Regions from separate parts of the Homo sapiens genome. Here regions 1 and 3 are each linked to region 2. Evidence: chromatin contacts called from ENCODE Hi-C or POLR2A ChIA-PET data. All regions are on one chromosome and are shown on one strand. Each heading gives the region's core, a stretch centred on a gene start or an enhancer-like site at or near the end of the contact. The rest is flanking DNA. Distances are from core to core; before and after follow the strand shown.

The links. A loop is a pair of places that touch in the nucleus more often than their neighbours do. ChIA-PET counts read pairs that join two places held with the same protein, here RNA polymerase II (POLR2A). Pooled maps may share reads with other maps.
Region 1: a loop to region 2 is called in a map of endothelial cell of umbilical vein, with 12 times the contacts of the local background. The contact joins the enhancer-like site here to the promoter of RUNX1 in region 2. A Hi-C loop is called at or near these places in 20 of 168 maps with a recorded cell type or tissue (CD14-positive monocyte, HCT116, HepG2 and 11 more), 7 of 37 single-sample maps with no recorded cell type and 26 of 50 pooled maps. POLR2A ChIA-PET finds 5 or more read pairs at or near these places in 3 of 52 experiments (BJ, PC-9 and activated B cell).
Region 3: a map of chondrocyte shows a loop between it and region 2 (2.7-fold over the local background). The contact joins the enhancer-like site here to the promoter of RUNX1 in region 2. A Hi-C loop is called at or near these places in 1 of 168 maps with a recorded cell type or tissue (chondrocyte) and 4 of 50 pooled maps. POLR2A ChIA-PET finds 5 or more read pairs at or near these places in 2 of 52 experiments (AG04449 and PC-3).

Annotation. Positions count from the first base shown.
Region 1 is chr21:35,931,134-35,933,833 of GRCh38, forward strand. No RefSeq gene overlaps it. Among named protein-coding and RNA genes, the nearest start is that of LINC01436, 73 kb to the right of the region's middle. Within about 2 kb of position 1,343, at least 24 of the 41 ENCODE cell types and tissues checked have a DNase peak (open chromatin) inside an H3K27ac peak, as active enhancers do; they include CD14-positive monocyte, HCT116, OCI-LY7 and 8 more, where a contact is called at or near this core.
Region 2 is chr21:35,047,945-35,050,644 of GRCh38, forward strand. It overlaps RUNX1 (RUNX family transcription factor 1), which reads right to left and starts at 1,358. Exons shown (of 9, transcript NM_001754.5): 1 at 1,224-1,358; 2 at 898-1,014. The coding sequence starts at 955. RefSeq lists enhancers at 581-720, 1,081-1,200.
Region 3 is chr21:35,562,756-35,565,455 of GRCh38, forward strand. All of the region lies in intron 1 of LOC100506403 (a long non-coding RNA gene), which reads right to left. Among named protein-coding and RNA genes, the nearest start is that of MIR802, 160 kb to the right of the region's middle. Within about 2 kb of position 1,281, at least 6 of the 41 ENCODE cell types and tissues checked have a DNase peak (open chromatin) inside an H3K27ac peak, as active enhancers do; they include PC-3, where a contact is called at or near this core.

The sequences.
Region 1 (2,700 bases), core at 93-2,592, 880 kb after region 2:
TGGATCAGTTAGGTTATTAGTTTGGCTATCATTAAAAAAGGTCAAAGTAACAGTAACTTAAATTGATAATAGTTTATTTATTTTAAATATGGTCTAATCATAAATATTCAAAGTGTTATAACACTCCATAGTATCAGAGTTCCCGCTCTTCCTGTCCTGCTGTTCTGCCATCCAAAACACATAGCACGTGCATACCTGTGCATACCTAAGCCTGTGCATAGAGGCCCCACAGCAACTCTGCACATAGCCCTCAAGGTCACATCCCACGGGCCATGTGGCAGTTCTTGCTGCAAGGGAAGCTGGGAAACATAACCTTTGTTCTGGGCTGCATTGGACTCAACTTTACTAAAGGAAAGGGATGGCTGAGACCAGCCATGTCTGCCACAGCCTTCTTTTCATTAAGGTGCAGCGTTTCCCTAAGTATTGGCACAGAGAAGGCACAAAATAGATATGTGTTCAATGAACAAATAAACAAATGAATAAATAAAATTCTTCAGGGAATGCTTATCTGAAAACAGACATGAAAACAGTTTGCTAGGATATTCACGGTTGGTTGTTTTCATCAATTTCTCAGAGGAGAAATTTAGTTTTTATTAGATCATTAAATCAATTTAAACAGACATATATTTGTATATCAGCATCAGGAAGAGCAATGTAAATGTCCTACGGGTGACATCATCATATTCTTCCCCAGCATTTCTCAAACCTATCTAGCCATGGAACCCTTTGTCAGAGAACATTTACTAATGATTTACAAGACATTCATGAAAAATACTCTCCTGCCTAAAATCTTAGCAGAAAAATAGAATTCAGCCATTTATCCACTTAGGATAGGACCATAAAGAAGTCAATATACATGTAAATAAACTACATTTTTTTAAAGCAACAAGAGAGAAGTCTTTTCAGCACATACTATTAACAGTCCCATAGTATCTTCCAATGGCTGTGAATAACTAGTAGGTTGACCTGCCACCTTACATAATGTCTTCATCTCCCCAGTAATTTCCCAATAATCCTGGAGTACTGGAAATGGAAGACACCTTAAAATGGTATCAAAGCCATTCGTCGGCCTTCAGATCCTAATGTCACTAAACTAACTGAGAGAAACCAACATCAGAGCAAAACCTCATGACATGAGCTCATTCCTACACAGGGTCTGGAAAACATCACTTCCACTTTAAGTACACACTAAAAAAGGATGATGATTCAGACAGACAATCTTAGCTGCACTGCGCGGGTGGACAAGGGGATTGTAACCAGCCATCCAGGAAATCTGGCATCTGTCCAGAAAACAAGTCTAAATTTTGAAAGGTCTCTGCCTAACACATTCAGTTTATGTCCACAGGTCTCTGAGGAAGTGCACTTATAAAGAGGAGATGACTACGTTAGAAATTATGACTGAGGCAGCTTTTGCGCTGTAACTCTTGCTTAAAAGGGAAGTACGCCAGTTCCCCTTTGAAACAGTTTCTAAGCAGCAGGTGGCTACCACCAGGAAGCCAGGCACACGATGCAGCAGTATTGATATCTGGCTGTGTTGTACAGATCTTCCCTTTATCCATTCGAAGGATGTGAAAGCGAGGGCAGAGGGTAGAATTTTTAGCTGGTAATGGTCTCTTTTAATCAAAGAACTCAATAAATTACAAAGAGACTGAGTCACTTGTCCTGTCTCAAAGAAATGTCATAAGAATAGCTCAGGGCAGTAAAGGAAGTTTAATTAACGCAGCCGGGTGTGGTAGTTCACACCTGTAATCCCAGCGCTTTGAGAGGCCAAGGCAGGCGGATCACCTAAGGTCAGGAGTTCGAGACCAGCCTGGCCAACATGGCAAAACCCCATCTCTACTTAAAAAAAAAAAAAATTAGCTGGACATGGTGGCACATGCCTGTAATCCCAGCTACTGGGGAGGCTGAAGCAGGAGAATCGCTTGAACCTGGGAGGTGGAGATTGCAGTGAGCCAAGATCATGCCACTGCACTCCAGCCTGGGTGACAGGGTGAGACTCCACCTCAAAAAAAAAAAAAAAAAAGAGCTCAGAATTGGAGAACATTTATAAGTAGCTTGGTTTAGGGGAGGACAAATGAGGAGAAAGCCGATCTAAAATAGGTTGGGACAATCTATTAGCCAACTATCTACACTCTCCCACCATAGTTTTCATTATTGCATTAATGAAAGCTGAGTCTCCAGAAATTAAAAAAGACTGTTTCTCAACCTATCTAAGCTGCAATCCGTTTTAATGAAGCTAAGTATAGAGACAGAGGGAACCTAGATAATAATAGAAATAACTGTGCTAATGTTTAAAAGAAGAAAAGAATGAGGTTAAGGTTAATTGCAGTAAATAATAATGAAAAATGTGTGTTATTCAATATAGTCACTAAAAGGATGAAAATATTTTCAAATATGACTCATTCCAGTTGAAACAGGAAGGGAAGTAAAAGCATCAACATCTGACAAGACATTAAACTCCCTAAGTCAGAGCAGCGCTGCCCCTGTGGGGAAGAAACTATCCTCCTCCCAATGGCACAGAACCAACTCACTCAAGCCAGGCGCCTCTGGAGAAAGTCACTGAATCACATATGTGTGTGCACACACACACACGACAATAGCCAGCCAGAGAGTGAGAAAGAAAGAGGGTATACTGACCCCTAAAGGACCAAGGCAGACTGTAGACATCTTTCAAGAAGGAAAGGAATGAAGAAAAAAAAA
Region 2 (2,700 bases), core at 108-2,607:
ATACACAAGACGCACATGCACACACATACTCACACACTCACAGCTCAACCACAGCTTTGTCCATTTCAAGAGGCTGGTTTCAAAAATGGAGACAGGTTTTCCACCCTGGCTGTTCCTATTCATAAGCCTGTAATCTAACGACTTAAGCTGCGAGAATGCTTAACTCGGGAAACTTCTCTATTGCCCTTTTCCAGAGAGACCTCGGTATGCCACAATTTGCTTCCTTTCTCTCTTGAAAGATGCTGGTTGTCTCTTTGCATTGAGGCTACAAGGAAAAACACAGCACAGCCCCATGCTGATGATTTTAACCTAACCAAGTCTGTCAGTCTCCTGTACTCTCTGCCTTATAGAGACAGCTGCCTTGCCACTTTGGCCCTGAAGTCCCCAGGCTGGTGCAAGGCTATCTGAGAGCCTCCGCCTCCTGCCCCACACTGGCACCAGCCCTCCTGGCTGGCTCTGTGCATGTGCCTGCTAAGCCCCAGGGCAGGCTGCATTCTGGGCCACACAGCATGCCGAGTTAAGGATAACTCAGACACAGGCATTCCGGGCAAGGGACAGCAAAATAAAACCCAGGGAGCTTCGTGCAAGCTTCATAATCTCTAAGCCTTTAAACAAGACCAGCACAACTTACTCGCACTTGACAAAGTTCTCACGCACCGACTGAACACTCCAACAGCATAACTAAGTATTTATTAAAACATTTCTGAAGAGCTTCCATCTGATTAGTAAGTAATCCAATAGACTTGTAATCATATGCCTCAGTTTGAATTCCTCTCACAAACAAGACAGGGAACTGGCAGGCACCGAGGCATCTCTGCACCGAGGTGAAACAAGCTGCCATTTCATTACAGGCAAAGCTGAGCAAAAGTAGATATTACAAGACCAGCATGTACTCACCTCTCATGAAGCACTGTGGGTACGAAGGAAATGACTCAAATATGCTGTCTGAAGCCATCGCTTCCTCCTGAAAATGCACCCTCTTCTGAAGGCGGGGGACTCAATGATTTCTTTTACCTTCGGAGCGAAAACCAAGACAGGTCACTGTTTCAGCCTCACCCCTCTAGCCCTACATCTCTCTTTCTTCTCCCCTCTGCTGGATACCTCTGGGACTCCCCAAGCCCTATTAAAAAATGCACCTTTGTAAAAACAAATATTCAAATTGTTAAAGATTAAAAAAAAAAAAAAAGCCAGCGCCGCCTTGGCTGTGGGTTGGTGATGCTCACCACGCTGCGAAACCCTGTGGTTTGCATTCAGTGTGATTCGTCCTGCCTGCTGACCACTATGCTGGGTTCAGACTTCTGACACTGCCAGGCTACCCAACTTGTGGTTCTGTGGTTGTTTATGAGGCCCAAAGAAGTTTTCACACAACCCAAATTACAAATTTAACTGTTCCCCTTTCCACAGCCCATCTCAATTGGTTCTTGCCAATCATGTGACTTAAGTGATGTCAATTTTTTTTTTTCTTTTCTGAGCAATGCCCTTCCTTCCCTCCACCTGCCCTCCCCCAGGCTGTGCAAGAAAATAGCCGAGTAGACTTTGCAAGAGGGGGGGATGTAGAAAAAAGTGACTCAGTCACTTATTATATCTCAATGGTCTTTGCTGATTTAGTACAACTCGGCTCCTGTTGTTATTTGTGGTTTTTGGAACTACTGATTATTTTGATAAAGATTTCATTGCTGCTTATTCAATAGTAATTCAACGCTGGCATCAAGCCGCTGCTCCGACAGGATGTGGATCCCATCATTTAAAATGCTAGGCATCAGCTCCGGGAGAGTTAAGTCCTTGGTAACGTCTATCATGGCATAAGTGAAACTATAAAAGGGAAAAATAAATAAAAAGAAATGTTTTGGTGAGAGTCTGACCCCTACAACGGGCTGGCAACTCACAGGTATTTTAAAGCCTGGGAAAGGGAAAGAATTTTACTTTTGAAATAAAAGGACTGTTTTAATGAAACCAAAATTATGTGGTTTTATTCCCCCTAAATGGACAACTTTAGTATGTATCTCTTTCAGTAAAGAGATAAAATCATAGTACAGTCTTAACACACACACACACACACACACACACACACACACACACACAAATTAGGAAGCTAAAGGAAAACAAAGCAGAGAGAATTTCTGTATTTGGGACAAAGCAGTGGTTACTCTGCAGATGTTTATTTGTATTGTCACTTGGGAAAGCTCCCTGTATTGCCTTTCTCTAGTTCAATTCAAATCAATAGGCTAATTTACACCTGTAGGTAAAACTACACTTTGAGCACATGAGGATGCCACAATAGAAGGGGAACCAGGAGGAGACACTTCTCCTGGGGCTGACTAATGAATATTATATAGCGCGTCCTCTACCTTAGAAAGACATGCCTGTTTGAAGATGCTAAAAACAGGATAATTTTGTAAGTGGGCAAACCACTGTGGTCACACGTATTTCATTTTCCGGCCCCACTGGCTTTACCTGCTGACAACTAAAACGTCATTTTGTTTTGTAGTTCCAAGATGAAGAAAGGCTTATTTTCCTGATTTACTACCTTATTCATTTGGCTCTGCTCTGCCTACATCCGCCATAGCACTCTGCGCACGTGAAATTTCGACACATAGGGTCAAGAGAACCTGTGTGATGATGGGTTGTAAATGCCAGTCCTGGATTCTAAGCTGCAGTAGCCAGCACAGGCACTTCAGAAAGGCTGAACTCCCACAACAC
Region 3 (2,700 bases), core at 31-2,530, 510 kb after region 2:
ACCCATCATTTTAGGACCAATACAGAGTCTAAAAGATCACAACATGAAAAGAGAGATCAGAGCAAAGATTAACAGAGCAGCACTTCTATTGCCAAGGGCAACAGGTTGCACCTAAAAATATTTCTGTTTTAAAGGAGAAATAGTTCAAATGACTTCTTTAAAACAAATAAGCCTGATTTACTACACTTTACAGATTCCTATTTGTAAGAAAGAAAGTTCTAGACTTAGAAGATAAATAAATAAGTGAATACATAAATAAAAGTTTCTGACCCCATGGTCCATGCCCAGGACACATTCATTGACGACACGCATTCGTAAATACTCTCTAAGAACTACACAGCTGTGGTTAGTCATATTGTTTCTTGATTAAGTAACTGTAGTTTCATTCAGATCCTTTTAAAAAGTACATTTTTAGCATATCTTCCATTTTAAAAATACATTCTCTCATTCTTGCCATTCATGTACTTTGAAACGCTTCCCTAAAGATCGACATCAACAGTGTTGAAAAAGAAAATATTTGGGAACAGGAATGAACCCTAGTGGAATGGGTTCCTACACCAAAGATCCTATGAATCCATGCTTCATTGTGCAAAGTGAACCCCTACTCTTATGGACCTGCTGCTAGAGCTCTGATAGGTGTTGAATGATCCCAGAACCTGAAGGACCTATTTGAATTCAGATCATTGGTCTTATCATCCTCAGTAGCTATATCTTTGTCAGTCTACAAGTACTAGCCTTGAAGTTTTATGACACTTTATTCTCATAAGGATCATTTTTTTTCCATAGCAGACAGACCCTACATACCCCTCAAGTAAACCCTTTTTTGCACTATAGAGTCTACGTCAAGGAATCCTCACTGTGTTTACATTCTGATTTTCAAACATTTCAATTTGTAAGTAAGTGTATGTGTTGCCTTCAGGGCAGTGTAAATAGCTTGCCCAAAAATCTCAGCATAAATTTTCACCTCTCCTTTCAAGGCCTCAATTCTCTTCTCTACCTCTGATGATGTATTGACTTGGGTATTAATCATCTTTAAACATTTAATTACTGTCTGAGTGCCACGTCTCACCTTCAGTGCTGTTCCTCACAAAGCTGGATCCAGTACAGTACAGCATCTTTAAACCAATGCACAACTAACAGATTTGTTGCTGCAAAATACTTTTATGCAGCATCAATAAAACCTCTCCAGCAAGCACAGAGAGCCAATGGTCAGAGTCCCAGGGGGCCTTCCACACAGGATACGCATCTTGTTACAGAATTCCTCAATGCCTTTTTGCTGTCTCCCTAATGACCAGTTAAATGGTCTCCCTCGAGGATGCTTGAGTCAGCGCCAGCTTGAAAACTGCTGAGGAAACATCCTCTTTTACTGGAAATGATTTCCATCCAACGGCCATGTGCCATATTTAGACTCACGGCTTAGTAACACCCAACAGAAGGGGCTAAGTTTGCAGAAGAGGAGGCCCTGTGCTGTGAGAAAAGAACTTGCTTTTGTCTGGCCAAGTGACCGCAGGGGCTGGAGCTGGTGAGTCTGTGGTGGTCTGGAACCCGAGGGACAGAAACGCTCCATTCTATCTGGAGAGACAGGCGTCTCTTCTGCAGGGCAGCTGGTTCTTCCCATGCTGCTTGTCTTACACATCAGAGACCTGACTGGGGAGGTGGTGATTCAAGTCTAGCCCACGTCTGCCTGGCAATAAGACATTAAAACCCAAGGACTCTGTTTGCCTGCGTTCAACAGGCGGGATGGATGGCAGGCAAATCTATCTTCATCTCCCTTTAAAAGTAAATCACACAAGAATGATATTAACATATCTTGAGTCACAGAGTAAAATTCTGCTAAAGAGCAGAACCACTGAATTATAGAGCTTTAAAATGTATCTATACATATTAACACTAATAATTTAATATAAACATTTAAGTGTGGATATGAGATTTTAAGTGCTCTCTTTTCTCTCTCAGTTTTCCTTGGCCTCTCTATTCTCCCTGCTCCCCAATATCCACCCACATTAACTCATACAATCAACTTAGCTTGCACCCTTCCATGTTCCTCCTCAGGTTCATCTAGTTTTATGCAGACACGTATACACATATCCACACAGATACATCCTTTATGTCATTATTTTCTTAAAAAGTAGAATCCCCTGTCAAACACTTCTCTGCATCTTGTTTTTCTCTCCCAAAAAGAGAAAGGAAAACACCCCCACATCAACCCCTATAGCTGTGACTCAGTCTCTCTAATAGTTGTGTATTCCAGGCTATGGAAATTTCATAATTTTTCTATCCATTCCTTTATGGATAAGGCAAAACTTCTTGCAACTCTGTCTTGCTCTATTTCTATAATTTCCAACTGGAAATCAAAACAAAGAATTCTTACACAAATCTTACATGTATTTTCTTTAACAAAAACCAAGAAAAGTTCTCCCTTAAGCCCTAACACAAGCCCATCTTATTTTCAGTGCAGAGGGCAATGCTGTTTTAAAATGTGGGTTTTATGATTATCCAAGGACTATGAGGCCAACAGCTCAGGAAAGGACTACAATTGCAAAGATAGCTCATGACTCACGGTTCCCCCGAGGAGGAGGCAGCCATGTCATGCAGGGTCATATGCGGAAGCACCAGCGTTGGTCAGGAGGCTGAGGGAGTGAGGGGAAGGCATGAAAAGAGGCTTTATGAGGGATTCCAAGGAAGGAATGAGTATAGCAG